Linked DNA regions of Mus musculus: region 1 is linked to region 2. The links are chromatin loops, found by intact Hi-C in ENCODE. Cell type or tissue: left cerebral cortex. All regions are shown on one strand. Links, peaks and the distances in the headings refer to the core of each region. The heading gives the core; the rest is flanking DNA. Region 1 overlaps Atl2 (atlastin GTPase 2). Region 2 holds the start of Cebpz (CCAAT/enhancer binding protein zeta).

What was found. A loop is a pair of places that touch in the nucleus more often than their neighbours do. Peaks named below come from ENCODE experiments on the same cell type or tissue, not always from the same donor. Only the 100,000 strongest peaks of a DNase experiment are listed, where the experiment ranks them.
Region 1: it touches region 2 in a loop (3-fold over the local background); 2 of 42 quality-filtered maps call a loop at or near these places.

The regions. Positions count from the first base shown.
Region 1 is chr17:79,835,271-79,851,537 of GRCm38, reverse strand. It overlaps Atl2 (atlastin GTPase 2), which reads left to right. Exons shown (of 13, transcript NM_019717.3): 13 at 1,260-3,148. The coding sequence ends at 1,379. Among named protein-coding and RNA genes, the nearest start is that of Atl2, 53 kb to the left of the region's middle. In left cerebral cortex, for the core only: a CTCF peak has its summit at 10,485; a DNase peak (open chromatin) is centred at 10,489.
Region 2 is chr17:78,929,919-78,946,185 of GRCm38, reverse strand. Cebpz (CCAAT/enhancer binding protein zeta) reads left to right here and starts at 9,116. Exons shown (of 16, transcript NM_001024806.2): 1 at 9,116-9,311; 2 at 10,119-11,611; 3 at 13,845-14,076; 4 at 14,690-14,876. The coding sequence starts at 9,156. It overlaps Ndufaf7 (NADH:ubiquinone oxidoreductase complex assembly factor 7), which reads right to left and starts at 9,051. Exons shown (of 10, transcript NM_028611.3): 1 at 8,985-9,051; 2 at 8,532-8,695; 3 at 7,565-7,645; 4 at 6,481-6,591; 5 at 3,904-4,117; 6 at 2,875-2,933; 7 at 2,242-2,352; 8 at 1,102-1,245. The coding sequence starts at 9,021. In left cerebral cortex, for the core only: no CTCF peak of the experiment used is centred there; a DNase peak (open chromatin) is centred at 9,060; H3K4me3 peaks cover 2,050 bases; H3K27ac peaks cover 1,468 bases.

The DNA of each region.
Region 1 (16,267 bases), core at 9,213-11,712, 900 kb before region 2:
CAATTTCTCATGTTGTGGTGACCCTCCAACCATAAAATTATTTTTGTTGCCCCTTCATAACTGTAATTTTGCTGCTGTTAAGAATCATAATGTAAATATTTGGGCTGGGTAGGGGGTTGCCAAAGGGGTTGTGAGCCACTGGTGGAGAGCCGCTGATAGAGACTAAGCTAGTGTACTAACTTGGACACTCTCTTTTAAACGCACTCTTGTGCTTCAGATCTCCTTGGGAGTTTGTGTCTGGACATTTTGTCAAGGTCAAATTTTTGTCTCTCAAAATCAGTCTCACTGTTTTGCTGTCTTTTGCTGCTTTCTAATAGAATAGATTAAGAATCATTTTCACATCACTGCTTTAAAAATAATCTACTTTACATTTTTTATCAAAACTATTCTCCTACCTTGATATTAATTATTACAGTGTCTTTTGAAATGCTTTCTGTTAGTATTGATTCTAGGACTTTAGAGGTGCCATTATTAGAGAAGAGTTTCACAGGAGAATCTCAGCTGTCTAAAGTTATTTTCAGTGTAGTATAGTGAGGTAAGAGCCACAAGTCACCATCCCTTGTCAGAGAAGACTTGTGCTATGTTCAGCTAGTCTTGTCTAAAATTTCTTTGCATTTCTCTTTTCTTTTGCTTCAGAGGAGTCCCAGGAAGGTGAGAAACTACAAAGTCTGAAATTGTTCTAGTCTTTAACTGTAGCTTTGAGGCATCTGAGTCTCTCTCCTAACACATCACTCCGTGTTTTAGGTGTTTGCCAAACTGTTTGAAGTCAGTAGACGTCGAAGGGTCCACCGTGCTCTCTCGTCAGCACAGCGACAGAGACTGTCATCCAACAATAACAAGAAGAGAAATTAGACAGGATTTTTAACTTTTTTCTCTATCTGAAGTGTTCACACTTACACATGTAGGACAATAAGCAGGACCGTCTGGGCCGGTCTGCATAATGCTGTATACATACCAGATTTGATGCTGCACATAGGGTATGGATTGCACATCCGTCTCATAGGATTTGTAAATGGTTTGAGTAAGAGGAAAGTAACTTTCGTTGCATTATAAAATGTCTTAACTGCATTGTTTGTAGCATCATAACTTTTTCTTTCTTTTTCTTTTTTCTTTGTTCTTTTGGGAGAAGCATCTTTTTATTTCTCACATTCCTGATTATTTTTGTCATTAATTTAAATTGAATTTTTTATATCTGTTTTTATATGTACTCTTTTTTTACCTCATGCTTTTGTTTGTTTTGCACATTTCTCATACCACAGGTATTGAAGCCCCTGGGTGATAATTTGATGGAGGAAAACATAAGGCAGTCTGTAACAAACTCTATCAAAGCAGGCCTGACTGACCAGGTGTCTCATCATGCCCGATTAAAGACAGACTGACAGTTCATCTGCTCATGGACTCCACTCTCCCTTGTTCATGCTTGCTGTACAATGAGAACTCAGATAAAATAAACCAAAGTTTACAATCAACTGTAGAAGTAGTTTAGTGTAACTGGCTTCACAGATGGCCGCCACAGAGTGTGAACGTTGTTTGTTGGTTTGCAGCCTTCTTTGCTGTCTCCTTAGACTCGGTGACTGCCTGAGGAGCATCAGGTTATCATGCACACTTGTGCCATGGTTAATTCTTTTCTTTCTTTTTACCGAATTCAATGTTAGTGAAATTTGTCTTATGTAAAAGGATATTTCAGGGAAATATTTTAAGAAATCTATTTAGAGTCTCTTTAATATAGTGTCCCATTGAAATTTTAATTTTTAGAGAATTTATGAATCACTGTATCAAGAATCAGATGGGAATGACAATGAAGCCTTTACCGAGCCACTACATTAAAAGTGTATATTGCTTTACTGCCTTCAATTGCCAGTATTACATAAATGCATGTTTCAGAAACTTCACACAAATCACATGAGAACTCTTGTAGCTGAGAAGGTAATTCTGAGGTGTACATTTGTCTTGCCTTTTTAAATTTGTAAACCTGCCCTGAAAGGAGATGCATTATCTGGGAAACTGAACTGTCTTTTTGCAGTTTAGCCTTCATGTACATAAAATATGCCATTAATTTTATTGGGGGAAAAATTCCATCCAAAAATGTTGCCTACAGCTATGAGTTAAGAGTGTCTACAGCGTGTAGCTTTCATTTTCTAAAGATTACAGGTAGGGCATGTATATGAATTATAAATATATAAATACAATTTTGTATTAAAAGTTTTGTAGTTTATGGCAAAACCTGGTTCTGTGGTAGGCTACTGAGTCCAGTCCTGTGACAGGAGTGTTTGTGGCTCGTGTCACTGTGTGAACGCATAGACAGTGTGAAGTTTTGATATATTTGTGATATTTATCTTCCCTGAGCACTGCAGTCTCACCCCCAAGAGAATTCAATGGGAATGTTTTATTGTGACTTGTCCTCTGTTGCATTTTAAAGTTATTTCCTGTAATTTATTTTCAGTACATAATTAAAAATTTGTTGTATATATAAAACGAAAGTTGTGATTCTTTTTTAAGGAATTCTTTCAAGTGTGTATCTCACCATATAACATTGTTCATGCTGAAAGAGGGTGGGTCAGGGTGCACCGAGTTAGAGCTCAAGGTATTGTACTTTAAAGCTGAGCGTGTAAAAAGTTATTTTTCGTGTCTTTTTATGTAAGGGATATTTTTTGTGATAATCTATCTGGGGATTTAATAATTTTAATCTTTTCTCCATCTCTTCCCCCACTCCCATCGTGTGTGTGTGTGTGTGTGTGTGTGTGTGTGTGAGAGAGAGAGAGAGAGAGAGAGAGAGAGAGAGAGAGAATGAATATGTGTGTGTTTGCGTGTGGGCTATATATGTAAAGCTACCATTTTTCCAGTACTTATAACCTCCTTTACAGAGACCTATTAAATCGCTCCTATTTGGTTTTTAAGAGAATTCAGATGTTGAGTTGCATGCATGAAGGTCTGAGTTTGCTTTGATTGGCACACTTCCCTCCCACTCTGACCCAGTCCTACTTTATATGGATTGTATTTGTTTCCGTCTGTGGTAAGCAGCTGCCTTCTCATCTGTTCCTACACAGAACGAATCCATCCGAACAGTCTCTCTTTCTCTGACCACTTTGTTTTATGAATGCTGTAAATTGTTTTTATGAATGAAAAATAAAAAGTTTGTTGTATACTAGCAAGTGTTCTGAAATTAAAAACTTACACAGTTTAAAACTCCCCCTCCTTTTTTTTTCTTTTTAAAAGTAAAGTCTAGACCACTGGGCGCTGTAGTGTTTCTTGCTAAAATGGTGGTTTTCCTCTAGAAGTATCTTCAGGACTCCAAGGAAGACTTTAGTTTCGTCTGGAAGGCCCTGGCCATTGTTAGGTAGAGGCAGAGCAACCAGAACAACAGAAGGGGCCAGGGACAAATACCAAAATAACACTGGAATGGGTGCATTTTCTGTGCTACAGTTTTGGGTAATGATACAAAATAGGTTTTTCCTTTCTTTTAGAGATGAAAGGTTTTTCTCAGTGACAGAATTTATCTTTTTAAGACACATCTTGCGAAAGGAACAACCTTTGGGGCTCTGATGGTGAGTCTCATCTTTCATGAGTATAGATTGCTAGTCATCTTTGCTTCTGTAAACAACTTATTTATAAAATTAAATTGTGTTATCTCACTCATGAGGTTTTTTGCTTTCTTTTTAATGATGTATTTGTGTATCTGAATGTGGGTATGTGCACCTGAGTGTAGATGCCCACAGAGTCCAGAAGAGGGCATCTGGTCCCTCTGAACTGGAGTGGTTGTGAGTTGCCCAGGATGGGTGCTGGGAAGAGAACTTGGATCCTCTGAAGAGCAGCAAGTGCTCCTAACTGCAGTGTATAGTTTCAAACACTGAGCAGGGGCTTATTTTGCTTGCGGAATTGAACCACGCAGGCTAGAGACTTCACTTCTGGCATGACTGCTTTTTTAAAAGTTTAATTTTAGTTAAGGACCTTTCAAGAAACACCTTTAAAGAGGGTGTTTGATCTTGGTTCCTGTACAAATACCTATAATGGGGCTCGGGAGATGACTTAGTGCTTGCTGTGTAAGCATTAGGGGTAGAGTCTGAATCCTCAGAACCTACCAAAAGCTGGAATCCCAGGGCTCCTATGGCAAGATGGGGAGCAGAGACAGGTGAAGGCCCGGAAGTTCAGGCCAGATAGCCTGGCAGATGCAATGGTATACAACAGTAGTATACAACCCCAAGGTAGAAGGCAAGAACCCATACTGAAGTTGTTGTCTGACTGCTCCACACCAGGGCCTGCATGTCAGCATTCACACATGGATGTTCTCTCTCTCTCTCTCTCTCTCTCTCTCTCTCTCTCTCTCTCTCTCTCTCTCTCTCTCTCTCTCTCTCTCTCTCGCTTTCTCTCTCCCTCTCCCTCCCTCCCTCCCCCTCCCCATGTGTCACTTTTCTCCCCATCTCCCAAGTGGCCTTTTAGATACAGATCTGGTTTTAGCCAGGTAAGTAAGAAGGCAATTTTGATTGGCTGCTTAGGGCAGTGTGCCTCTATCACACACTTAGACTTTGGCTTGAAAATTAACAGTCTGAGTCCTTTCCTGCTAACCCAAGTGAGTTTATATGTGCATATTGATTGTCCATTCCTGGGATGACGAAACTCATCTTGGGAAGAATTGGCAGCTGTGTTCTGCCAGCCATCTTTGTTTCCCCTTGGGAGTACCTTATACATCAAATTACTGTCTTGTTTGAATTCTGTCTTTAGCCTCTGTCCATATCAGATAACTTCCAGGGAGTTTTTCAAAAGTTAATTTGTAATCAAAGCCAAATTGGAGCCAAATCTGAATCAGGGCAGAATTACTGCCTTATTGACTTTACTCTGATACTGGGCCCTAGGAACTTCTTTGGATATATATATATATATATATATATTACTGGATTTAGGCAGAGAAACTGTCCTTAACATATTGCAACAAAATACCTATGTTCTTTCTGCAGAGTGACTTCAGGAGCTCCTCAAAGATCTAGATCAGAAGTCACCAAAGATTTTTCTAAAAAAAGGTTTGGAGAAGGAGTAACATATTACTAGTTCAATAAACTATTTCCACAAGGTTCATGAAATTGAAGGAGATTCCATCAAAAACAAAAAGTTTCAGCATGGCGTGGTGCCACACACATTTTCTTAGAGCTCTTGAAGGCACAGGCGGAAGCAGGAGCATCTCTGAGTACTAGGCCAGCACTCAAGGCTTAAGGCAGGAAAATAGAAAATTCAAGACAAGCCTGGGCTACAAAGTGGCACCCTGTGTTTAAAAAGGGGGGGAAAAACCATGTCTGAAGCTTGAGATACAGAGGAGTAACCATCTTGGGTTAGATATATGCTGTTGGGCCACATTCCCAAAGACTGCCAGTACCAAAGCAAAGTGTGTGTGTGTGTGTGTGTGTGTGTGTGTGTGTGTGTGTTGGGGTTCATCTTATGTCTATGGGTGCTTTGTTGGCATATATGTCTGTGTCACCTGCTTCACTGGATTTTATTTGACATGAAAATAGGATTAGGCTATATATGGTAGATTTTCTTTCTCCTTGTTCTTGTTTTTTAAAAGTCGTGACAGAGTCTCATTATGTAGCCCTTGGCCAGCTTGGAATTAATTCACTGTGTTAGACTGTGCTGGCTGTGGACTCAAGACCCACCTACATCTATCTCCCTCCTGGGAGTGCTGGGACTAAAGGCAGGCACCACCACCACTTTGGGAGCTTTCCATTTTCGAGATCTGTGAACTTGCACAAATGCTATAGGACAGTTGAGCCTTAGCTTCTTCACCTGTAAAGTGGAAACCATAATTACATTTCAGTCACCTTACAATGTGGTGAGAATGTATCACTGATAGTTTTTAAATCCTTCATGTAGAGATGCTTTTTAAAAAGCTTCCTACCAAGTTAGGCCTATTTTAAACTTGGTATCTGCTTTGTGAGGGACGACTTTAGGAGGAGGGTAGTAAGTTTTGTCTGTGGGAAGATAGCATTCTAGATTAGGCTCCTTGGAAATGAACACTCTTATTTTTTGTGTTTTATATTATCAGATATCTTATACACAGTAAATGCTCAGAACATTTTGTTGATCCACTTTAAATTTTTCCTTCCTAACTCCATGCATATGTGATGTACTTCGGTCATAGCTCCCCAGTATCCTCTCCCCTTCCCACCCATTTTCTTCTCAACACGTTTCCCATGCATTTTGATGTTCACAATGTTTTTACATGGGCTAAAATAGTTATCACCCTGCCTATCTTCTTTTTCTTTAGACCTGTAACAGCTCCTGTTGAGTTAGGTGGGTGCTTGGTAACTATTCGCTCCTAGATGCCAGAGGCTGTATTTTCTCCCATGGCATCAATATACTAAGGCAACCAGTAATTAACTAAAACCTGGTAACATGCTGTGGAAGAGATAGGGGTGAAGTCTTAAATATTTAGATGATCTTTAGAGCTTTTGTATAGCAACATGATTTAATAAGCTTCCTGTATGTCTGCCTATACCTAGAACTAGGCTTATAGTACTATCTGTTGGAATAAAGTCCTGGTGATATTAATCTTGTGATAGACAAAGAATGTTCACGTTATTTAGTACAGAGCACTTTGTTCTTGGAAAGAGTAAAGGTTTAACATCCAAACTATGTGTATGTCTCTGTCAGTGCCATAGTCCAAGAGTGGGCATGCTCATCTTCACTTGTATGTATGTGTGTGTGTGTGTGTGGTGGGGCAAGATTAATTTGGGGTATCTTTTTCTATTGTTCTCTGCTTTGTTTTGGGACAAAGTCTTTCACTGACTCCAGAACTCAGTGATTGGTCAGCATTCCACCCCTCCCCCACCCCAGGATCCTCCAGTCTCAGGTGTGAACTGCCATTGCACAGCTTTTTATGTGAGAGTTGGGAATCCGAACTCAGGCCCTGGTGCTTATACAGTAAGCATTTAACCCACCGAGCTGTCTCTCCAGCCCCTCACCTTCATTTTTATCATCACCTGGGGCTCAAAGAGGTCACTTATATTTACCAAGGCAGTCTAGGATAGAAAGCTAGATCTATAGCCCCACAGACAAAGAGGAGAGAACTGTGTCACCACCAGGGAGAACCACACAACAGTGCACTATTAAACAGCATAGTGTAAGGTGACTGCAGGGAAGGGCCCCAGTGGGTGTAGCAGCAGTGGCAGTGGTTTGGTAGCAATATAGATGTTATAGAAGCAGTATTTATTTACTCAGTTCAATCATTTCACAAAACTTATTAGGTAACATGTCATATGTAAATGCCAAGCAGTAATAATGTACCTGTGTAACGGTCTCATACAGGAGGGCCAAGAAAGAAGGCTGTTAAGGGAGAGTATAGCAATTGCAGAAGCACTTGTTTGGTTGGTTTATTCATTCCACAATCGTTTATTGGAAGTATTTATATGCATGGGAGAATGTCAATGAACAAAAGGGGAAAGGATGCTTTTTTTTTTAGGAATGCCAGACAACAACGAATGTATCAAAGCAAGTTTTTATGGTTTGTTAGAGTGTGATAGCCCTTTAGAAGAACAGAACAAGCTAAGTGTCGGAAACAGACAAGAACATTCTATTGGAAGCGGGACAGGCAGGACTCATGAGAAGGGATGAGCTGTGCAGAGAGAGGAAGGTAGGGGATGCACAGACAGGTATATGGGTGTGCTAGGGATGAGTGTGGTGTCATCCTGAAGGGACGGTTGGAGGCAGGTAGGAGAGGGATGGTCGGGGTCCGGGACATGTGGGTCTGTCAGGCTGCTAAAAGAATTACTCAGGAGAATTGGGAGCCATCAGGGCAGGCTGAGCAGCGAGTGCTGGAGCTGTCTGTATTTAACTGGGCTGTTTTGACTGCTGTGTTGAGAATGGATGTGAGGGGGGAGAGGACAGTAGAGAATGTGCCTGAAATCTTCCATGTAAGCAGTCATGACCCTAAGTTAGAGGGAAGGAAGTATATTTTGGAAATGTGTTTGTGAAGTAAGATGCTACACTAAGTGCATGTCCTAGGTAGGAGGCACATGGCTTGTTATTTAATTTTGATCTTTACCGTTGTGTTTGAAAAAAAAAAAAATTCAAAGATAGGGAAGCTGATGCTGAGAGAGGCAAGACCAATTGTCCCCAAGTGCCTTGTTTTTAAATAAACCAGGGTTCTTAGTTCTAAGAACAGGATCCACTCTGGATAATTGAAGCAGGAAGGGAACCATAAAGTTTACTGAAGCTTGCCGAGTTCTTAGGATGCTCAGCAGCTCTTCTTGGAGCAGCTCTGAACCGTACCTTAAAACTAAACATTCAAGGAGCCATAGCGTGATGCAGCTACTGTGCAGGATGGGAACAGCCTTCAGTACCCCTTACCTCATTATCTTTTTTCCTTGGAACACCCACTTGCAAAATAATGTCTGGCTTCTTAAGGTCTCTCTGTGCTCTCCCACTTACCCTATCTGAGAAAGGGTACATTTCTACCAGGGGAATTACCAAAGTGGGGGATGCAGAATCCAAGCTGACCGCAGCTCACCCTCTGACGGTGCCCCACCAACTTCTACAACAGAACACAACTCTCGTATGAAGCTTGGTGTTCCCCCACCTAAAGAGAGGGCCCCAAATCCCTATTTGGAATCGGATTCTGGATTCTTGTGACGCACACGTATATAAGGATGTTCCCAGTGTCATGCTGTCTCCTCACTGAAGTCCCATTTTCTCTCAGGTGGGTAGTTTACTAAGGTACATGGAATGTTGAACTCTTAGCCCTAGTATGAATTGTTTATATTCAATAAACGGAACCCCCAGTAAAGAGGATGCCTGTATCACCAAATTTGCTGTCACTAAGGACGTGTCACTGGATGGCTGAGTCCACCTGGGAACGGAAGATGACATAGACAGTTGTATGGTCTCCAGTCACCTCTGTTGTCTTGCAGGCAATTCTTTGGCTTTATTCACTCTATGGCTTTTAGATACTAGACTCCCAAAGAAGTAATTTCTTGGCAGTCATATATAGAAACTTCACTTACATCTTAGACGTCTGAATGTTATAATTGAGGTGGTTTGCGTGGCCTGTAGGAATTATTTGAAGATTGTTCCTGATTGGTGTTTAGGTGACAGCGCGTGCCTGATGGGCACCAGGTTATTATTTTTCCTTTCCCCCCTTTTTAGTGGATATTTTCTTTATTTGCATTTCAAATGTTTTCCCCTTTCCAGGTCTCCCCTTCTGAAACCCCCTACTCCATCCCCCTCCCCTGCCTCTTTGTGCTCCCTCACACACCCGCCAAATCCCATCTTCCCGCCCTGGCATTCCCCTCCACTGGGGCATCGAGCACCCTCAGGCCCAAGGGCCTCTCCTCCCACTGATGCCAATAAGGCCATCCTCTGCTACATATGTGGCCGGTGCCATGGGTCCCTCCATGTGTACTCTTTGGTTGGTAGTCCAGTCCCTGGGAGCTCTAGGGGGTCTGGCTGGTTGACACTGCTGCTCCCTCCATGGGGCTGCAAACCCCCTCAGCTCCTTCAGTCCCTTCTCCAACTCGTCTATCAGGGACCTCTAGTTTGGTCCAATGGTTGGCTGCGCGCATCCACCTCTGTATTTGTCAGGCTCTGGCAGAGTCTCTCAGGAGACAGCCATATTAGGCTTCTGTCAGCAAGCACTTCCTGGCATCCATAATTGCGTCCAGGTTTGGTGACTGTATATGGGATGGATCCTCAGGTGGGGCAGTCTCTGGATAGCCTTTCCTTTAGTCTCTGCTCCACACTTTGTCTCCATATTTCTTCCTGTGAGTATTTTGTTTTCCCTTCTAAGAAGCACTGAAGCATCCACACTTTAGTCTTCCTTCTTCTTGGGCTGCACCAGGTTATTTCTAAGCATGTATGAATAACAACATTGTAAAATATGTTTGTCTTTCTGTTTTTCCCTTCCTTCCTTCCTTCCTTCCTTCCTTCCTTCCTTCCTTCCTTCCTTCCTTCCTTCCTTCCTATTCCTTCCTACCTTCCTAACTTCTTTCCTTCTTCCTCCTCCTCCCTCCTCCCCCCCTCCTTCCCCTCCCCTTCCCCCTCCTTTTTTTGGTTCACAATTCCACACCTGCTCCGAGTTGGAAGCATGTCTTTCTTGTTCACTCATTCACCCAGAACATATATTAAATGTAACACAGACACTAAGCTACATGTGTGTGGGGGGACACATTAGTGAGCCACATGTCCATGACTCCTCGTTAGGGTAGCAACCTGTGGGTCGAATTCTCCTCGGTGGGGGTGTTGAAAGACTTTCACAGAGGTTACCTAAGGCCACCGGAAAACACAAATACTTACATTATGATTTATATAGCAGTAGCAAAATTACAATTATGAAGTAACAACAAAAATAATTTTATGGTTGGAGGGTTACCACAACATCAAAGGGTCACAGCATCAGGAAGGTTGAGAACCATTCCTTTGAGCCTTTGCTTTCCTGCTTAGGAGGCCGCTAACCAGCCAAACCTCACCATTCCTTTCTGGTTGTAGCAAGGGCTGTAATTCACCTCGAGCCCAGCAGAGGACAGACGAAGCCTGCTTATGAAATTATTCACTGTCGCCTAGCCTTTTCCATATAGTAGATTGTACCTTTGTTCAGCTTTGGAGAGAAACTAGAATCTGGCTTTGTATTTGTGCTTGTTATTTATTTGATTTTAATTGTTCTGACATCAGATCAGAAAACATGTATTTCTTTTTTCTTTTTTCTTTTTTCTGTTTTTGTTTTTGTTTTTTGAGACAGGGTTTCTCTGTGTAGCCCTGGCTGTCCTGGAACTCACTCTGTAGACCAGGCTGGCCTTGAACTCAGAGATCTGCCTGCCTCTGCCTCCCAAGTGCTGGGTTTAAAGGCATGCGTCACCACTGCCTGGCAGAAAACATATATTTCTAATTTATTTATTTTAAAAATTACTTATTTACTTACAGTCCAGCTGTTGCTCCCCCCCCCCCGTCATGGTGCCCCCTCCCACAATTCCTCACCCCATTCCTCCTCCCCCCTGTGCCTGACAGGATGCTCCCCCACCACCAGGCCTCCCTACTCCCTGGAGTCTCAAGTCTCTTGAGGACTCAGTACTTCTCCCACTGAGGCCAGACCAGGCAGTCCTCTGTTATATAGTGCTGGGGGCCTCAGGCCAGCTCATGTTTGCTGCATGGTTGGTGGTTCAGTGTCTGGGCACTCTCAGGGGTCCAGGTGAGTTGAGACTGCTGGTCTTCCTAGGGGGTTGCCCTCCTCATCTGCTCCTTTAATCCTTCCCTTAATTCAACCATAGGGATCCCCAAGTTCAGCCCAGCGGTTGGGTAAGTATCTGGGTCTGTCTCAGTCAGTTGCTGGTTGGGCCTCTCAGAGGACAGCCACGCTAGGCTCCTGTCTGTAAGCACACCAGAGCATCAGTAACAGTGTCAGGCCTTAGTGCCTTCCCATGAGGTGGATCCCCAGGTGGGCTGTCACTGGACCTCCTTTCCCTCAGTCTCTTCTCCATTTTTGTCTCTGTGGTTCTTTTAGACAGGGACAATTCTGGGTCATTTCATCCAAAGTAAAGATTTTTCCTGGTGTAGTTGCTGGAGGAGCTCTTTTAAAGAGGGGATCCTAGTCTACTATAATTCCCCTTAAGAAACAATGCAAAGAAGAATCTGTATAATGCCCAGACACAATCTCTAGATGTCCAATGACAGAATAAAATCAGGGATCCAGAAGTGCAATTGGAGTTTGGGGAAAACAGTTCTGAGGCCCAGATGATCTCTTCAGGGTCTTTCTTTCCAGCTCTTCTTGCCTTGTTGGATTCTGGTCCTTGGAACGGACCCACATGGTTGTCCCAGCTCTGACTCCATATAATGTTCTAATTCAATTACATTCATCTCCTGGTTTATTGTCTGGGTGATAGCTGAGATAGTGGGAGAAACTGTTGGCAACTTGACAGTCAGTTGATAAGCAGATTTGAGACCGGTGTCTTCAGCTGCAGCCAGACCCTGGCTAGAGGGCAGGGTCAGGTTTGAGACCCAGGCCAGAGGACAGAGCAAGTTCTTAGAGAAGGCAGCTGATCTGGACAGGTTAGGTGGACAAATCTCATCTGGTCCTTCACATACATGTACAGCCCAACAGTTTACAAACACACTCACATGCGGTACTTGTTTGTTCACCTGCTTGGTCCTTCTTGTTTACTCAACAATATGTACATGCCCTGTCTACATCAGGTACCAGAGCAGGGATGCTCTATCAGACCCAATGTTTGCCTGAGAGCCTGTTGTCCTTAACACACTTGTATGAGGATTAGGAGTGCAGGTGTGACCAGCAAGTGACAAAGTGACGTGATTACAGGGACAGCAAGCTGAGGCTCATGGTAGACAGAGGAAGACTTGGCATGGGCTTGAGGGACAAGAGGACCAGTGAGACACTAAGTGTTTTGCTTATGTTTACACCTCACAGAAACCAGGAGGTGGGTAAGGAGGATAAACATGGTGTCTGATTTGATTGCTGATAAAACAGAGGTAAGGTAGTTGCTTGGTACCAATGGCATTGGAACCAGGACCACCAGATCTCCTCATGTCTGGTCCAGGACTCACTCACCCTCCTCTGCCCTGGGTTTGCTCTTGACTGGGATAACCACATTAGTGGGGTGCTTGGAAATGTGCTGTGGTCACCTCGATGCCTGTGGGGAAGCTAGGGTTATTAGGGGAGTGTGGGAAAGGAGGGAATGGGGCTATTGTCACTGTCTGAGAAGAGGCAACTGGGGATTAAAATTCTGAACCATGACAGGCGATTCTGGGTTCTGTGACAGCACTGGCAGCAGTGATAGTTCACGAGCCTGTCACCTCAGGCTGGAGAGGCTGAGGCAGAAGGATTGCTTGAGCCTAGGAGTTCAGGCCATCCTAGACAACTTAAGGGACAGAGGGTTGAAGAGAGGGTGGAACACTGATAGCCAGGATGGATAGGGAAAGAGGAGACGTCAGAAAGGCTTTCCCCGTGTCTCAAACAGGCTTCTCCGTTGGGATTTGCAGGAACAAAGATCCAAACAAGATAAGGTAAAACAGGGTCCTCAGTGAATGGCCCTGTCCCAGCACATGACACAGAGAGCTTAGGAAGTCAAGGTGAGGGCGGTTGTCGCTGTCATACCCCATCATTTATTGGCTTCCTTCTCAGCCAGCATCCCTTGAATTGGGTCTCTCCATTCTGTTGCCAAACACAAGCGAAGGTCATGCTGTGTGGACCAGAGGATAGAGAGTCACACACAACTCTTAGACTCCATTCATGCCATTTCCCATCACTAGGAAAATGAAGTCCTCCTAAGACTCAGCTGCCACCTCTTTTGTTCTTGCATTATTTTCCTTGACTTGGTAGTTCATCTGGGTCACTTTCTGTTATAAAAGCAGTATGATAGACTTGTGGAAAATTCCACTTCAGCCCAACACCATGGGCATGACCCACGGCAGCTAATGCTGAGGGGCACTGTAGGTAGCACCCAACTCTAAAACTTGTGGGTCATGATCCCTTTGAGGGGTTGAGCAACCCTTTCACAAGGGTAGCCTGAGACCACTGGACATACCAGCTATTAACATTATAATTCAGAACAGTAGCAAAATTACAGTTATGGAGTAGCAACAAAAATAATTTTATGGTTGGGGTCACCACAACACAAGGAGCTGTATGAAAGGGTGGCAGCATTAGGAAGGTTGAGACCCACTGTTCTAGAAGAAGCCACCTGCTTACCCACCTGTGGCTCCTGCAGAGGCCTGGGGCCCACTCTTTAAAGGAGTTAGAAATTGAATTGGAAAAATTCATCACAAAATCAGCATATGACATCATTAAAAACAGGCTGGAAGAGACAAAGGGGGATTTGGTTTTAAAGCAAGCTGTTAACTTTTGAGTTACCCGCACTCTAAAAGTAAACTGTCCCAGGCACCTCTTCCAGAAAACCTCACAGCCCTAGTCTGACAGATTCAGACCAAAGGACAGAGGAACCTCCTACCAAACACTGGACCAGGGCCCTTTAAAGCCATGAAGACTGTGGCAAATGAGGAATGTTAGAATGTGTCCCAGACTGGCTGAGATTAAGAAGTTGAGACTTGAAGAGTATGAGGTTCTGGGGCATCAATGGGAAACCCAAGGTATCTCAACAGCATCCATGCAAACCTCTACTTGTCCATTCTGACAAAGGTAGTGACAGCTGTGACCAGCAGTAGACGGCAGGCACACAGAAACTCTCTGCACTGTATCAGCAGCCTTCCTGCAAATCTCAAATTATTCCGAAAGAAAAAAATCTCATCAAGGACAAAAAGTCCCTTCTGTGCCCAAGATAACCTTTGGCTGTTATGCTTTCAAAAGCAAGATAGGTTCCCAGCATCAAAACAAATGGTGTCCTTCCTGCTGGGGCCTTGGAAGCATCAATCAGACAGCGATGATCGTTAGGGTCATTTCCTTTGGAGCAGATGGTGTCAAAGACTCCTAAAGTGGGACCATAAGCACGTGGCTCTTCTTGCAACTGTCCGGTTCAAACTGTTGTCTTCTCTCCTGTCAATGAGGAGTGTGTGGTGCCCTCTTTCCACTCGGACTGCACCACAGCGACTGGGAAGGATTCAGAATTCAGAGGCAGAGGGTTGGGGAGATGGTTCAGTTGGTAACGTATTTGCCTTACAAGTTGAAGACTTGAATTTGGATCTCCAGAATCCAAAGTTTTTATTATTTTTATTTTTTAAAACATGTATGGAGCACACCTGTGATCCAAATACTGTGATATAGGAAGCAGAGACAGGGGGAATCTCCAGGATTAAGAGCCAACTAGCCTGGCCCATGTCGAGTTCCAGGCCACTGAGAGACAAAAGGTGGAGGGCACCTGAGGACTGGCACCATAGGTTGTCACACCATGAACAAATACATTCCACATATGGATACTCCTCACCCCTCCTGCATACACACACACACACACACACACACACACACACACACACACACACAAACACACCACACACATACACACACATACACACACATACACACACAGACACACACAGACACACACATACACACACACACATACACACACACACATACACATACACACACACACATACACACACATACACACACATACACACACACATACACACACACACACATCACTTGACCTAGACACAGTCTGAAGGCTGACATTTTGCTTAAAGTTATTTGGATTGACCTGCTAAGCTGTGGCTTTGGGTTTGTGTGATGAGATTCAAAAGTCCTTGCCCCCCCCCCCCCCAAACATTCTCAGTGTCAAGAAAATTGATGTCCCCTCCAACTCCACAGGAATGATATCACTCTGAAGAATTCCCAGGCAATTATCCCTCCTTGCAAGGAAACAGCCTCTCCTTTCAGGGCCCAATCAAACAACCACAAATCAAAGATTGTTGGATATGTTCCACTAATAGCACAGAAAGCCATTAGCTGGAGTCATCTGAAAAGGGAAATGGCTTAGATATTTGTGGTCTCACAGGAAAAGCTTCTGTAATGTCAGATGGCTGTTACCAAGTGGCTCAGTGGAGTCGAGCATCACATCTCTCAGAGAGAGACGTTATTTATTTATTACCCACACAACGAACAGACTTTCCCTTGCTCACTTGCTTAAGGCTCAGAGTCCTCTCACGTTGAATTAAACCTAAAAGGAGAAGCAACACACACAAATGCCTGGCTTTCAGTTCTCGTTGTGTGGGAGGAAAGGAAGAAGTCATCTTCTGAGGTTCTCTGTGGACTCTGCAAGATTCTCCCTTCTTCAGTCTTCATTAATGAACTTGGATTCACTGGAAACATTCCACTGGGTTGAGGCCTGGCTTCCAAGACAGCCTCTACTTAAATGAGATCCTGCACCAATAACTGCCATTAATCTAACAGAAGCACCTATTTGGCTGGCGCAGGGGCACTTGTTCCTAGTCTCCTTCTTTGTGATTATTAAGGGTTGCAAACTCCATGACTCCATGGCCTTGGCCAGAGGTGGGCATAGTACCCCACTCCTCTGGTTGCAGTGGTTGGTTTAAGGACAGGACATGTGACAAAATCCTGTCCTGTTAGATGCCTTTCCTCAGTTGGTTTTATGAAGAGCTGGTGATGAAGGCATCTTATGCGGGGGAGTGGAGAGGATGGGGGTCAAGGGCTGCTAGAGGCTGCTGTCAGTCACAGGAAGAAAACCTGTTTGAAGAGAATGTCAAAGGAGTCAGAGAAAGAAGTGTCCTTGTGGCATGGAGACCTAGGTTTAGGTACTGAGTGTGTGTATGTATATATGCATGTGAATGTGTGTGACTGTGTGTATCTGAGTATATGTGTGTG
Region 2 (16,267 bases), core at 7,742-10,241:
TATCCTAAGTCTGTGGTTTAAACTCTACTCCGTAGCATTCTTTCTTCAAACAAAGTAACACATGGCAAACCCAGTAGAATATATGAAGTTGGGGTGCCTAACGATGTTGCCTTTAACATAGAGCTAGTTAGTGTTCCCATTAATGCTGTGGGCAAGTTCTGGTTATCAAAGCCTAGGTAGTTCAGTTTACAAAGCCTGAGAATACGGTATGTGCTCCATCCAGAGCTGCACTACCATTATCCTAGAGGAAAGGCTAGAGAACAGTCTCCCAGGTAAGAATTCCATTTTGGTTTGGTTGGTTTCCATTTCACAGTTTCTCTGTGTAGCCCTAGCTGTCCTGGAGCTCACTAGACCAGGCTGATCTCAGAAATCCGCCTGCCTCTGCTCCCAAGTGCTGGAGCAGAGCACCACCACACAGCAAAAATTCCTAGCAGTAATAAAGTTAGAAAGAACCAATGAGCCAGGTGTCTTGGCACAGGCCTTTAATCCCAGCACTCGGGAGGCAGAGGCAGGTGGATTTCTGAGTTCGAGGCCAGCCTGGTCTACAAAGTGGGTTCCAGGACAGCCAGGGCTATACAGAGAAACCCTGTCTCGAAAAATCAAAAAAAAAAGAAAAGAAAGAAAGAAAGAAAGAACGAATGAACGAAAGAAAGAAAGAAAGAAAGAAAGAAAGAAAGAAAGAAAGAAAGAAAGAAAGAAAGAAAGAAAGAAAGAACGAACCAATGATCTAGAAAACAATGTTTAGGAAGGTAAAAGAAAATATCTGGAAAGAAAAATATGTTAAAACAATTTGCAGTAGCTAGGTTGAACATGCAAAGTAGCTTTCTTTTTTTTTAAATGAAGGCAGGGTTGAAACATTAATGTGAAAAGACTCTTTCCAAAATTTTATATTATTCCAATGCTTCCTAGGCTCGATGCCAATCCAGGCTCTGTGCTAAGAATGACTGTAAGATCTGAAATAATGGGTAGTTAAAACAGCATAATTAACATTTAATTTTAAAAAAATGAATGCAACAAAATTAGATACCATAAAAGCTAAGCTAAGATCTTACAAAGAGATGCTGATAAAGCCTGCCCTGTATGACACATACTGACACATACTCTCAAGGTGTCTGTCTTTGTGCCATCGTGACCGTAATCCGCAATCAGGGCTGCACCTCCAGTTGACGCAATGCGCTGGGACAGTTCTTGGATGATAACCCCAGCATCGGGACATACTTCCACATGTTCCCTCCTTTCATCACGCTGGTAAGGGAAGAGTTAGTTAGACTCACTGCTCACTCACAAGAGCTGCCTCCTTAGGGTCTCACACATTTCCACAGTGAACATTTTCTTAGTTGTAATGAATTCAGCTTGAATATGGTCTGGCCAGTGTTTCACACGATGCCCTTTTCAGTATACAGAACTTGGTTCTTTCAAGGTGGACATTAAGTTTGAAGACATGAAGAACATGAAGGTATGTTTTCAAAACCTGTTTTTAAAACTGAAAACTTGAGGAAATTCTTAACTAAGTTCTAGAAACTAAATGTTTCTCTGGGGTGGAGAAGAGGCAATAAATGAAAAGCTTAGTTATTCCTGAGAACCAAGTGGTATTTGGGGACCTTTAAACATAGCCCTGGAGCTAAAGGGATGGCTCGGCAGTTAAAAGCAGTAGACTCTCTTCCAGAGAACTTTGGTTCTCTTCCCAGCGCCATATGGGAGCTCACAACCAGTGTCAGCGGAACCATCACCCTCAAACAAGCATGCAGGTGAAACACCGATATAGTAAATAAAAACAAATCTTTGTGGTTTCATGTAAGTTAAGTGCAGTCCCAAGGTAGAAAGCTCTGGGGACCATTTCTTTAAAGCAAGAGAAAACAGCAGTTAATCTGTTCCCAGTGTGGGGTCAAAGGTAGGTCTGGGTTCGACTATAACCCAACAGCTGTCACTGATGACAGTAATGAACACAGAGCACAACGTGCCTTCACGCAGAGAGCATTCCCTGTTAAGAAAACGATGGCATCATTCGTCATCAGGGAATGGAGGAGGCACTTGGCTGAGAAAGTGCTTCCTACATAGCAAGATGACACATGAGAGACAGCGTAGCCCATAGGGTTTCTGGACTGCCACTGTGACTGCCACCACAAAGTGCCTCAGTGCTGTGCTCCAGCTTCCCACTGGGAGAACTAAACTGGCAAGTGAGAAAACAGACTGGACTATCCTGCAGCAACATAAGCTTAGAAGAAAAACTCAAATTCATACTTGAATGAAGGCTTCTGCAGGGGTCGCACAAGGCGCCAAGACGAACCTCAGTTTATCAGAAGCTTGTGGGTCGACATCAACAAACACTTCTCTCCATCCGCGTGGTGTTTTCTAAACAAGATACATGAAAATACGCATTTGCAAGCACTTAAAACTCGATGCCCTAATGAAGGAATAACAAATAGAGCTATTGGAGAAGCAAGCAGCATAGGGCTGCACAGAGATGGAGTCAAACCCAGCATGAGCAAGCAGGCGCTACTGCTGTGACAAATGACTACATTACAGGAGACTTACTCTTAGCCTTAGAGGTTGCTGTGGATACAGCCTATCACTAAACTCAAATTCTCACACAAAGGATACAGGAAATTCAAGCCTTGTAACTTAAGCACGTGTCGGCAAGTCCTCATGACACGGTCATTCCCATCACAGACTCTCTCATATCCATACCCAAAACTAAGAATTCACAGCCACGTTCCCAGGAAAATAAGAAGAGCCTGGTGGATGTTTGCTTCTCCATCACAGTCATGAGCGGCCCACATAACACTAACTTGGGCAGGCAGTGGGGAAGCACCATGCTCACAGCACAGCTCTAAGGCCTCTGCTTAACCGTAAACAGGACTTTCCCAACAATACCTGAAATTTATGCACAGGAAGAACATCAAAAAACTCATGGGCGAGGTACAAGCTGTATCCTATTTACAAGTACAAGAAAAATACAGTTATTCGGCATTTCAAAACAAACAACTCCATTGAACATTAACCCTAAAAAAAAAAAAAGAAAAGTGCCGATTCTTCAGCAGTGAAAGCAGGGGTGCTTCCGTAACCACCATCCAGGCCAGGGGTCCCCAACCTTCCTGAGTACCGCTGAGACCCTTTAATACAGATCCTCATGCTGTGGTGACCCCCAACCATAACATTATTTCATTGCTCCTACACAACTTTAATTTGCTACTGTTATAAATTTTAATATCAGATGTGTAGAATATGAGATATGCAACCCCTATAAAAGAGTTGGTAAACCCCCAAAGCGGTCTCACACCACAGGTTAAGAACTATGAGAAACTCAGTGTAAACAGCACACACACGAACAGTCCCTCCTCGGTCTGCACATCATGGCCTGAGAACTGAACCCCCAGGGTCAGCTAAGTCTCCCACTCGTCGCTAAGCCCCCAAGCAACGAGAGTCAAACGCATCAACTGTGAAGGAATGTGACCTTGAGGTCAGAAATGGCTTTTGGCGTCCTGCTGAGGCGCTTGTCTCCACGAGGTCAGTCTCCTAGGCTGGTAAACCACCTCACCTTGCTTGCCTTTGGGCAACTAAAGATTTTTTTCAAGAGATTAATGACTAAACCCATCTACGATCACTTTCTTCAGCTGCTCTGGGGCATTTCACCATCAGTACTATCCTAGATAAGGGGAATGCTACAGAGTACAGAGGTTTCCATTTTGGGTTTCTATAAAATGATATGAAATCTACCACTCCTTTATGTTACGTGATAGTCTATTATTGTGTTCTTTGCTGAAAAAAAAGGAATCAGCTATTCTCTGCAGGTAAGGGACTTGGAAGTGGTAACTATGAAAGTGTAATAAAAAGCTGGTCGGCTGTCACAGCTGTGGAGCGCTCTGACCAACGGTCTGCCTTTTAATCAATGTGAAGTTATACCTTCAGGAACATCCTTCAGGTCTCGGTACCAGGAGACTGGAATCCCAGACTTTGTGACACCTTTCATGTACACCAGGGATTCAGCGTCTCTCTCCAATGGGACCTTCTCCTCAGCCAGTGTCAGTGCTTGGATCTCACTTAGTTTCTGGCTCACCTCTACAAGGTGTATTGAGATGGCACAGGTCTTTAGCACAGACCCAAGCTGACTGAACACCTAAAATAAAAAAAATAAATAAAAAAATAAAAAAGGAAAGAAGCCTCTGTCTCAGTTACTGTTCTGTTGCTGTGGAGACGCAGTGGCCAAGACAACTTAGAAAGAAAGCAATAACCAGCGCTTCATTAGTTTCAGAAGGTGTGTCCTTGGCCATTACAGTGGGGAGAATGGCAGCAGGCAGGCAGACATGAAGCTGGTACAGTGGAGAATGGCAGCAGGCAGGCAGACATGAGGCTGTCCCTGTGGCTGAGACCTTACATCTCATCCATAAGTTGGAGGCAGAGAGTGGGAATGGGCCTGGTGTAGGCTTTGGAAACCGTTAAGCCCATCCCCAGTGATATATCTCCTCTAACAAGGTCATTTCCTAATCTTTTCCAAAACAGTTCTACCTAAGAGAGACCAAGCATACCAAGGTATGAGCCCACGAGGGCCAAACCACCACACACCAGCAAACACACTGTGTCAAGTAAAAGGGGTTTCTGACTGCTCAGCACAACTGTTGAGTTGAAACACAACAAAGATTGACCCCTGACCCAGGTCATTCTCCAGTAACATGTAAGAACCATGTCTATTAGAGGTTAATAAGCACCATCTATGTAAGAAATAAACTACAAGATGGCTTCCGAGTAACAATTGACTATTAAAAATAAGAAGATTTAGCATCCACACAGTGTTTCAGATCAAGTACTCGGAAAAAAAAGTCCAAGAAAATAAAATACAGGGTTGATCTAATAAAACCTGGTGTCTATTAAGACTCTCTGGGGACAAGATGAAACAGTATCCTCTGAGCCAAATTAAATGGCACTGGTGGCTTGACTGAGCCTGGGAGTAAAACACATTTTCAATTTTTCCTTCACTGTACAACAGTTTTTACTGTATGGAAAAATACAGGGGAAAAGGAAATACACTTCTTCCCAGCCTATAGCAGCTCAGGGCCCGCTTGCCACACGTTGCTTCCTCTACTTTTGGGAGTATGCAGATACAGACTAATCGTCTGACCTAGATTTTTTTTCTTCTTTTTTCTTTTGGTTTTGAAATCAAACTGTATATGAAAAAAACCTTGAAACAACAACTCCAGGTCAAATTTAAACAACAAAAGATCAAATTCAAACAACAAAAGGTCAAGTTTAAAATAGCTATTATAGGGGGCTGGAGGGAGGCCTCAGAGGTTAAGAGCACTGACTGATCTGCCTGAGGTTCTGAGTTCAGTTCCCAGCAACCACATGGTGGCTCACAACCATCTGTAATGGAATCTGATGCCCTCTTCTGGTGTGTCTGAGGACAGAGACACATACATAAAATAAATAAATAAATAAATCTTTTTTTAAAAAGTAAAATAAGTTAGCTATTCTATTTGGGATGCTTTGAAGCCCTTCAGGGGACTGGAATTAAAAGTATGCACTGCCACACCTAGCTAAGACAATACTATTTAAAAACTTCATTAAAATGTTTCATATTCAAATGGCTGTCAATTTTAAAAATATATAAAATAGAGCCCTGGAAACTTCATGAGTGGGATTTTTTTTGTATTTAAAATATAATCAGGATTCTTACTTGTCATTAAAAAAAAGAAAAGACTTGCTAGGTGGTGGTGGCGCACGCCTTTAATCCCAGCACTTGGGAGGCAGAGGCAGGCGATTTCTGAGTTCGAGGCCAGCCTGGTCTACAGAGTGAGTTCCAGGACAGCCAGGGCTATACAAAGAAACCCTGTCTCAAAAAAACAAAACAAAACAAAACAAACAAACAAACAAAAACCCTCTTCAATTCCTAATTTAAAAAAAAAATTTATCAAAAAAAATAAATCTATAATGATTCTATTTTTACACTAAATTGCCAAAAAACATACAAGTTGCCTTCAAAAATATTGATGAGTTTCAAAACAGCAAAAGCTTAAAGTTTAATAAATATTACTACATATCCCTTTAAAATATTTTTACAGAGTTCTAGGCAAAATGACAGGAAAGAGCAATAAAAGAATACCCCCCACTAGGACTCAGAGATGCTTGGTTGGTAAAGAGCCTGCTGTGCAAGCCTGAGACCTGAGCTTGTCCCTGGCACCTTGTCCTGCTGGCACACACCTTTCATCCCCACCCTGGGAAAGCAGAGGCAGGAGAAGGATGGAGCTTTCTAGCGAGTCAGCACATTTCCAACTCAATGAGAGATCCTGTCTCAAAGAGTAAGGTAAAAACCAATAGCAGAAGTCACCAGTGTCAGCCTCTGGCCTCCACATTACTCTGACATTGGATTTTAGTTGACAGATATATAAGAATTAGAAAGTAGGACTGAAAACCCAGATTAATAAAATTTGAAAACTAGTTCAAAAACAGAAAGAGGGATGTAAGAGAGGTTCTTTTAATACTTACCCTCAAAATATCTGCTGTGAGGGTGCCCCGACCAGGGCCAAGTTCCACCAGCTGGAATGCTGGGCTTTTTCCAGAGGCTATCCATTCACTAACAAACCACACCCCTAGTAGCTATGACAAGAAAAAAAACATTAAAGTGTTATACCATAAAACTCAATGTAAATACATACTTTATACCAAAAAGCAAAACATTTACAAATAATCCAATATAGGTCATTGGACATACATAGATCTATACAGATGCACACACACACACACACACACACACACACAGAGATCTGAATGCACTGGAACTTCACTGGGATTGTCAGGACATAGACTGCATAGGAAGCTCACTCTCAGGGTGAAGGGTGCTAAGCCCCATGGCACAAATAAGCAATCACTTATACAAAGGTACCAGACTTTGGGAACAAAAGGACGCAGAACAATTATGCCACTTCTTCTTACTCATGATTTCCAGTGTTACACAACCCTTAAATATAATTTACTTTCTCAAGCCTAGATTTCACTTGTTTATGTACTATTTCCTATTTTTAAGTCATCAAAGGCACTTTTAGGGAAGTAAATGAGCCACAACCCTGTTTCTTCCAGGGAGACCGCCACCGTGATCTGATTAAGTCAGAGCTGGCAGTTAGCTCACTTGCTTCTCTCTCTCTCCCCATTCAATCACATTGTTCATGGTTTTCCTCTTCTCAAACCTTTTCTATCTTCCGTTGTCCTTCACATGTTTCCACCTTTTTCTTTTCTTTCTTTTTTTTTTTTTTCTTTTTTTGGTTTTTCGAGACAGGGTTTTTCTGTGTAGCCCTGGCTGTCCTGGAACTCACTTTGTAGACCAGGCTGGCCTTGAACTCAGAAATCTGCCTGCCTCTGCCTCCCAAGTGCTGGGATTAAAGGCATGTGCTACCACTGCCCGGATTCCTCTTCTTTTTCTATAGTGAAATCTGAGTTTTTCAAGTGTTCTAAGTTTTAAATATTTGATGACTCACACACACACACACCATAAAACACTATTACACATGAGCATCGCTTGCTCTGCCCTCAGTATCTATAACATTTCTTTTAAGGTCTACATGTTGGTTATTACCTCCCCGAAGATTTGGCTTATTTCAGGTGAAGTAATAAAGTCTCCTTTTTCTCCTAGCATATCCTGATGCACATAATATCCCTGAGTAAAAGAGGAGAAATGGAAAAGATTAATTTTCAAATAAAGCTTTCAAAAGTGCTCCACCAAAATTTTATGGAATGCTTACAGTGAAGTAAGTATTTACCAAGAAAGTTCTCTCTTCTGAAGTAACCAAGATAAGGACAGAGTCTTTACCTAAATTTTACATAGTAGTAGTCATTTTGCAAAACTCACCAAACAGCAATTACTCAAGTAGAAGGGCTGCAGACAAGATCATCTCTCTACTCCTTGCCCTCTCCCACTCTTCCATACCAATGCAAAGTCTCACTTTCTTCTCATTTTAGTTCTCCCTGGCATCCATTCAGTCTATTCAAACAGTGTCTTCACTGACTTCTCTCTCCAAAGACTCCCAACCCAAAACTAAATCCAGTGCTTTTTTTTTTTTTTAAATAAGACAACAATTACGTTTCTTACAAGGCTTAATTATCTGGGGAGAAGACTTTGTCTTAACTTCATATCCCAAGTTTTACCATAATGCTTAACCTTCAAGAAAGACTCAAAGCTTTCTTTTAGCCAGGCAGGTGAAGACCACCTAGAATCCCAGCACTCAGGAGGGTAAATAAGAAGATGCTGCAAGTTCAAGGTCAACCTCATACATACAGCGTTTCCCTTATACAAACAGCAGAAATCCACAACCCCGGTTAGAAAATCAGCATTCCTTTAACTCAGGAAAATTAAATTACATTCTGTCACCTAAACTCCGCAGGAATTTGTCATGACCTCTTTTTTGGCACTGCCCTTTAACGCAAATGACAGATAAGACTATATTCCAAGGACTTCGGCGGTGGCTCAACACCTGATGGCTCTAGAGGCCTTCGGGCTCCTCTGTGTACACACACTGGGTGGTTCACGCTCCCCCTACGTTTACCTTGGCTGGGTTAGTCAAAACCTCCTTCATGTACTCGGCCACAGTGATGGGACCTGTAGACTTTATTTTGTACATAAGATGCCGCAGCATCGGTGTCACCTGGTTGCTTTCTGCCGGCTCATTCCCGGAGCTGTAGCATTTCCCTCTCCAAATACAGGGAAGGCCTGAAAAGCACGATTAAGCACCGCCCGCATTAGATATCTCCATTTCATTTACACGCGCAGCAAGCAGCCTAAAGCTTGTAAGGATGCCTCGTTCATCACTAACTTCGCCCCAACGTCAGGACCCGATGGAGGCAAGGCATGCACCGAACCCATGACTACAAGCCCCTCCACACAGCTAAGCCTCTCTGTGGACCAGCTTCCTGCTCCAGCCCCAGGTGAGCAACGGAGGGACCAAGGAGCCGCGCCATACGGTTTCCATGGAAACAGGATCCTGCAAGGGGACTCTCACCCGCGCGGGCCACGCAGCGTCTCACCAAAGCATTCATTCCTACACCCCGAGGCCAGGCTCCGCCCCGGAGGCGGGGTTTAAACGGTATTTCCTGAATCGCCCTCGCAATAGGAAGTGCGTCACCGTAAAGCGGAAGTAAGCTCCGGGCTGCACTCGCGTGTCCAGCCCGCCATGTCGGCCGACCAGGAACCTGTGGCGTTCCTTGCCAAGCAGCCCTGGCGTCCCAAACAGGTGACAGAAGATCCGGATGAGGAAGACGAGGAGGATGGCGATGAGGGCAAGAATGGCTTCTCCCTGGAGGAGGTGTTACGCCTCGGAGGCACAAAGGTAAGGGCCGCAGGCTCTGGGGAAGGGGATGCTCACGGCTGCCGGGAAGGTGGGACCCGCAGCCCAGCCTCCGACCTGCTCTGAGAGCTTCCCACGCATTTACTGTTACCGCGCTTCAGTGGGAAAAAAAACAGTTCGGCTTGCATGTTTTCTCCTGGGTTTATGCCTCGTTAAAATGTAGGCGATCGGATTCTAACCACGTGGGCAAATGTTTTGAACACGACCGTATGTGTAATCTACATCTGCTAGGTTAAAAGGTTGGATTGAAGTCGCTAAAAGAACCTGCCAGTTTACATTAGCCTTTTATGAAAGTGCCTCTTCCTCCCTACACTACCTCATAAAGTACTTTCTATTATTGGAAGGAGTGTTGTATGTTTGTTGGTACACTCGTGTGGAAGTCAGAGGACAACTTTGGAATCGATTCTCTCTTTTATGTGACTTCCGAGGATCGGACCTAAATCACCAGGCTCCTTGGCATAGACTTGACCCACTGAGCCATCCCCTGCCCACTCAGATAAACCTTTAACCTTGCTCACCTGATGCATTACGAGTGCCTAGATCATTGCGATTTTCACTGGATTTTGTGACTGTCAGCTTGAGAATCTTTTCATATCTTGAAGAAGGTTCTTCAAAAGCCTTTTCCCTATTGTGTACCTATCTTTGGCACATTTTCCTGTTGGATATCTGTGAGTTTGCCAGATAATAGTGTAATAATTCATATGTGATGGTTTTTAAAAATGAAGTTCTTACTGAATTTCTGGGTTTGTAATACGGCCTTTTTTTTTTTTTTTTAATGTGTTTCTACAGCAAGATTACCTTATGCTGGCTACTTTGGATGAAAATGAGGAAGTGGTGGATGGGGGCAAAAAGGGAACCATTGACGACCTTCAACAAGGTGAACTGGAGTCATTTATTCAGAATCTGAATTTGGCCAAATACTCAAAGTCTTTGATTGAAGAAGATGAACCAGAGAAAAAGGAAAACACCAGCAAAAAAGAAGCAAAACTACTGAAGGTGGAGAATAAAAAACAAAAAGCAACAGAAGGAAAAAAGACATCGGAAAAGAAGGTGAAAAATAAGACTGTACCAGAACAGCGTCCTGAGAGCTGTCCCGTCTCCAAAGCAAAGAAAGATAAACAACCCGATGTGTTTGAATTTCTAGAGAGACAAACAATGTTACTCAGGCCTGGAGGCAAGTGGTACGACATGGAGTACAGCGGTGAGTATTCCTTGGAGCTGCAGCCTCCAGATGTCGTGTCCAAGTACAAAGCCCTGGCCCAGAAGCTGTATGAGCACGAAGTCAGCTTATTCAAGAGTAAGACAAACAATCAAAAGGGAGGCTCTTCCACCTGGATGAAGGCCATCGTGTCATCAGGGACACTAGCTGACAGGATGGCGGCCATGATCCTTCTAATCCAGGATGATGCTGTCCACACTCTGCAGTTTGTAGAAACCCTGATGAGCCTTGTGAAAAAGAAGGGCAGCAAGCAGCAGTGCCTCATGGCGTTGGACACGTTCAAGGAGTTGCTCATCACAGACCTTCTGCCAGACAGTCGGAAGCTCCGGGTTTTCAGCCAGCATCCTTTCCACAAACTGGAAGAGTTGTCCAGTGGCAACAAGGACTCGAGAGATAGAAGACTGATACTGTGGTATTATGAACACCAATTGAAACACTTGGTAGCAGAATTCGTCCAGGTCCTCGAGACTTTAAGTCATGATTCCTTGGTAACCACTAAAACGCGGGCCCTGGTAGCTGCCCATGAGCTGCTCTGTGATAAACCCGAGGAGGAAAAGGCTCTTCTTGTGCAGGTGATAAATAAGCTGGGAGATCCTCAGAACAGAATTGCTACGAAAGCCTCCCATCTGTTAGAAGTGTTACTTCGGAAGCATCCCAATATGAAAGGAGTTGTGTGTGCAGAAATAGAAAGGCTACTCTTCCGCTCAAATATCAGCCCCAAAGCTCAGTATTATGCAATTTGCTTTCTAAACCAAATGGTCCTCTCCCATGAAGAAAGTGAGTTGGCTAACAAATTAATTACTCTTTATTTTTGTTTCTTTCGGACTTGTATCAAGAAAAAAGACATTGAATCAAAAATGCTCAGTGCGATTTTAACAGGGGTGAACAGAGCATACCCTTACTCCCAGATAGGTGACGACAAAGTGAGGGAGCAGGTGGACACTTTATTCAAAGTGTTGCATGTTGTAAATTTTAATACGAGTGTGCAGGCTTTAATGCTACTTTTCCAAGTAATGAATTCTCAACAGACAATATCTGACCGATATTACACAGCTTTATACAGGTAAGTGCATGAATGTGGTGGAAACTTTGCTGTGGTATAGCATATATAGCATAGGGTAAAAGGTTGTGTGTGTGTGTGTGTGTGTATACACATACATACATATAGGTATGCATATATATGTACCTATATGTATACATACATACTCATATTTCACATAGGCACCCTCAGTAACTGAGTATTCACCAACTTTGAGCACGTAACACTTTGACACTTTGCTACATTTGTTTTAAGTCTTACTAGAGAGTCAGGAACTAGAACCAGAGGTGGAATTGAAATTCCGTTTCCCCAATACACTCAGTCTAAATCTCCCTCCAGTTCTTCACACAGCTGCTGAGTAATTCTTTCAACAAGTGATTTTTTTTTTTTTTTTTTTTTTTTTTTAGTGCTTGTATCTGCTGCCCATGTACTGGGCGTGTAAGATATGGCACCACCAACAGACATCCCAGCCCTGCAGATCCTTACTGGAAGTATGCTAAAGAGTGCGTGTTAGGAGTTCCAGATTTCAGGCTTTGGTTTGGTTGTATTATGCTTTTTCTGCCTTTAAGCTTTGTTTGTTGAATCACACAGCTGTCCTGTATCTCGCCGAGGCAGATAGTGCTGCAGTGGAAGCACGTTGGGTCTGCCTTACATATGCTGTGTTGAGGAACTTTTCTATTTTCTATTTTGCTTTTTTATTTTTGAGACAGGTTCGCACCGTTTAGCCTCGACTGCTCTAGCTCTGAAACCCATAGAGACCCGCCCGTCTCTGACGTCTGAGCGCTAGAATTAAAGGCCTGTTCTATCACTAATTTGTTTTTATTTTTTATTTATTTTTTTTACAGTTGCACATCTGTATCTAACTTATGAAGGAAAATGTAAAGTAGTTTAGACTTAAGCCACACTTACCATGATCTGAATCCCAGGCAGTAGTTTGCCATGTGCAAATTGGATAAATTATTTAACTATCAGTAAAACCCTACTGGAAACTTGACGAAGCTCATTTTTCTTACTGTATTTTATTAGTAAAATGCAGGCCCGTGCATCCACCTTTAGTCCACATTAGGAAGCACCTGCTGCGCTCCAGCAGTGAATGACAGACAGACAACTGGAACCTTACAGAGCAGTGCTTAGGGCCAGTGAGACGGCCCAGGGCATAAAGGGGTTTACTGACAAGATTGCCAACTTGTGTTTAGTCCCCAAGACCTACATAGTGGAGAGAAAGAACAAACTCTGAGTTGTCCTCTCCAACTTGCTTATCTCCTTCCATAGGCATACACCACACACACACATACACACACCACACACATACACACACATTTTCCAAGAAAACTGTATAAGGGAAAAGCTTTATTTGGGATAATTACTGAAGGCTTTCGTCAGTGCCTGATTGGACCCCTCATTTAGGAAAACAGCACATGGAGGAAGCTTATAATAGAACAGTCTGATTCCTTTGACCCTTGGGAGAAAAGGCAGGGAAACTGAGGACTCTGAGTTTAGGGAACTGCAGAGCATAAACAGAGAGAACATCAGAAGAACTGAACCTATTTTAGGAGCTGTGGACATGCAGAGAACATTCTGGACTGGGACGGTGGGTATGAGGGAGTGCATGCTTAGTCCATTGGGTCACATCTGAAGGACTCAGAATTTCCGTTTTAACTACTCATAGGTGGTCTACACTAGAGCCGTGTTGGGGGTGGGGAGGCTGCCCCGCTCACCTCAAGAGTAAAGAAAGGCAGACACTTGGGTCATTTCATCTGTGCTGCATAGGACAGAGGTTATTTCATCTTGCTTCCTAGGGCTCGGTCTTTATTTTGTTAACAGCTCACTGTGTAGCCCTGGCTAGCCTTGAATTTGCTATGGAAATCAGGCTGACTGAACTTGAGAGCTGCTGCCTCTGCCTTCCAAGAACTGGTTAAAAGCAGATTGAGTAGGTGTCAGCTTTTGTTAATTGGCGTGTGTGTAACCTTTCACGAGGGGTCTGTATCACTATTTAAAAAAAAAATGAGAAAAAAGTCACAAAAAAGTGGCTCTTAACTGATGATGTCTTTCCTTTGTACCAGTGTGTTCTTTCTCTCGGGGGTCATTGATTCTCACAATATCTGATAAGACAGAAGTAGTTGCTTATTGTAACATATGCAGGAAAGGTGTCCCTAAGATGAGGTTGTTGTAATTGGTTGTGGAGTCTGTAAACTGTGACTCCTGGATGTGAGGATGACTTTAGGAATGAACACTTGACCTTGATTTCATTTGACAGAAAGATGTTGGATCCAGGCCTGACGACATGTTCCAAGCAAGCGATGTTTCTCAACCTGATCTACAAATCTTTGAAAGCTGACATCATGCTGCGCCGGGTGAAGGCGTTTGTGAAGAGGTTGCTTCAGGTCACCTGCACACAGATGCCGCCATTCATTTGTGGAGCGTTGTATCTTGTGTCTGAGATCCTTAAAGCAAAACCAGATTTAAGAAGCCAACTAGATGATCATCCGGTGTGTTCTCTACTGCTTCTTGACCTTAGTGGGTGCTGGTGTGCTGGGTGGGGGCTTTTGTGTGTATGTTTTTCTTTGCTTTACCGGTGGTAAGTTAGTTTCTCTGGAATGTGACTCTAGAGTTGGAAGGAGCCAGACTTCACTGCCGGGTGTACAGCTAAATAGATGGGCAGCTTGCTCAACTTTTCCATCTATTACATAAGAAACTGCATTACATTAGAAATTGCAGTCATATAAGGGAGTTATAGGTGATTATAGAATGAGTAGACCCTTTCCGTCCATTTCCTCGGTTATGAAATAGAAATAAATAGTAATAGCACCGGTTGTCGTGGTTTATAACATGACAGATGTTTGAGGATTCAGTTGTAAAATCTCTTGGCTGAGAACTTGGCTCTCGTGTTTAGGAAGAGAGTCTGTCTTCTGTCTCACCTGGGTGGCCGTCAGGCCTGGAGTTTCACTTGATTGCTGTTTCTTCACCCTTTACCAGAATTGCAGTGAGTCTCTGAAACTCTGCACCACATAAATGAATACAGACTTCATTACAATTCCCATTGATTAACAGACTTCATTACAATTCCCATTAATTAACAGAGTCATTGCTACATTTCGTTAGGAGTCTGACGAAGAAAACTTCGTTGACGTGGGAGATGACAGTGACGATGAAAAGTTTACCGATGCAGACAAAGAAACAGCAACAGATGCAGTAAAGGAAGTAGAGTCAAAGGAGACAGAGCCTGAGAGCAGCGCAGAGGCCGAGAAGCCGAAGGCCGCTTCCTGGGTGCACTTTGACAACTTGAAAGGTGAAGTCCTTTGGCTTGTTCCCTTGAACTTCTAAACGAAGGGATTAGTTTCTTCTGTTAGCTTCATATATCTATGAGTATGTGTGCGTGTGAGCACACGCATGCACATGCGTGTGACAATTCTGGAGGTGCAATGCATAGCCATTGTGTGTGCTGAGCAAGTAGTGAACTACATCTGCAATCATGAAGTGAAATTTTGTTGGTAGGGAATCACAGATAATCTTCATTAACAGAATTCCGTGTTTTAAATAAACCTTGGAGATCAAGCAGATGCCTTTGAGGTGTGGGAATTAGGTGAACACTGATAAATGATGTACACTGTGAATCATTAATTTCTGTTCTAAATAAGAGTTTGAGCCTCATCGAGCCACTTTAATCAGCACATGAAGGCACCCACCTGTGGGCCACATGAAGTTTGATTCCTGAATGGACCTGTATTTGACACAGCTCTTGACCCTTCTTGATTTTTGTGTGGCTGTCATATTCATTGCAGTTTCTTACAGAAAGTTTTTTTTTATTAATTTTTTATGTGTATGTGTTTAGCCTGTACATATGCCTGTGTGCCATGTGAATGCCTAATGCCCAGGAGGCCAGAAGAGAGCATTGGATGCCATGGAACTGGTTTCCAGACAGTTGTGAGCACCATGTAGGTGATAGGACTTGAACCCAGGTCCTCTGGAAGTGCAGCCAGTGCTCTTAACTACTGAGCCGTCTCTTCAGCCCCTTAAAGCAAGTTTTTAAGATAGACTTTCTGAGAAATAGAAACCTCAGGTGTCTATGTACACACACATCAGAGGAAAAGAAGTCAGTTAATAGAATATTAGAACCAAAAGAAAGCTTAGAAATGAGGTCTTTATCTGAGGCCACAAAGAAAAAGAACACCAGCTTTGCACTGAGGGAGGCAGTACCAGACTCATTTCTTTTAGGACCTGTGGTGAAAATAGCTCAGCTTTAAGTGTCCACTTAGATAGATTAAAGAGCATGCTGGTAGTCAAGGAAAGTTTTTTGTTTTTTTAAAGATTGATTTATTATTATAAGTAAGTACACTGAAGCTGTCTTCAGACACCTCAGAAGAGGGCATCAGATCTCATTACAGATGGTTGTGAGCCACCATGTGGTTGCTGGGAATTGAACCCAGGACTTCAGAAGAGCAGTCAGTGCCCCATGAGGGAAGTTGTTAAGGGATTCATCTGTTGGAAGCACACAGTGTTGTGCTTTAGGAGGATGACGAGCTTGTGCTAGAGCTGTAGAGTTTACAGTGGACGTTAAAACCTTGCGGGGCCAACGAGACAACTCACCCAGGGAAGGGGAGGCACTGCCCCTAAGCCTCATGGACTGACTTCAGTCTCGGGTCCCAGATCGTGAACTGCATGGAGACACGGCTCCTAAAT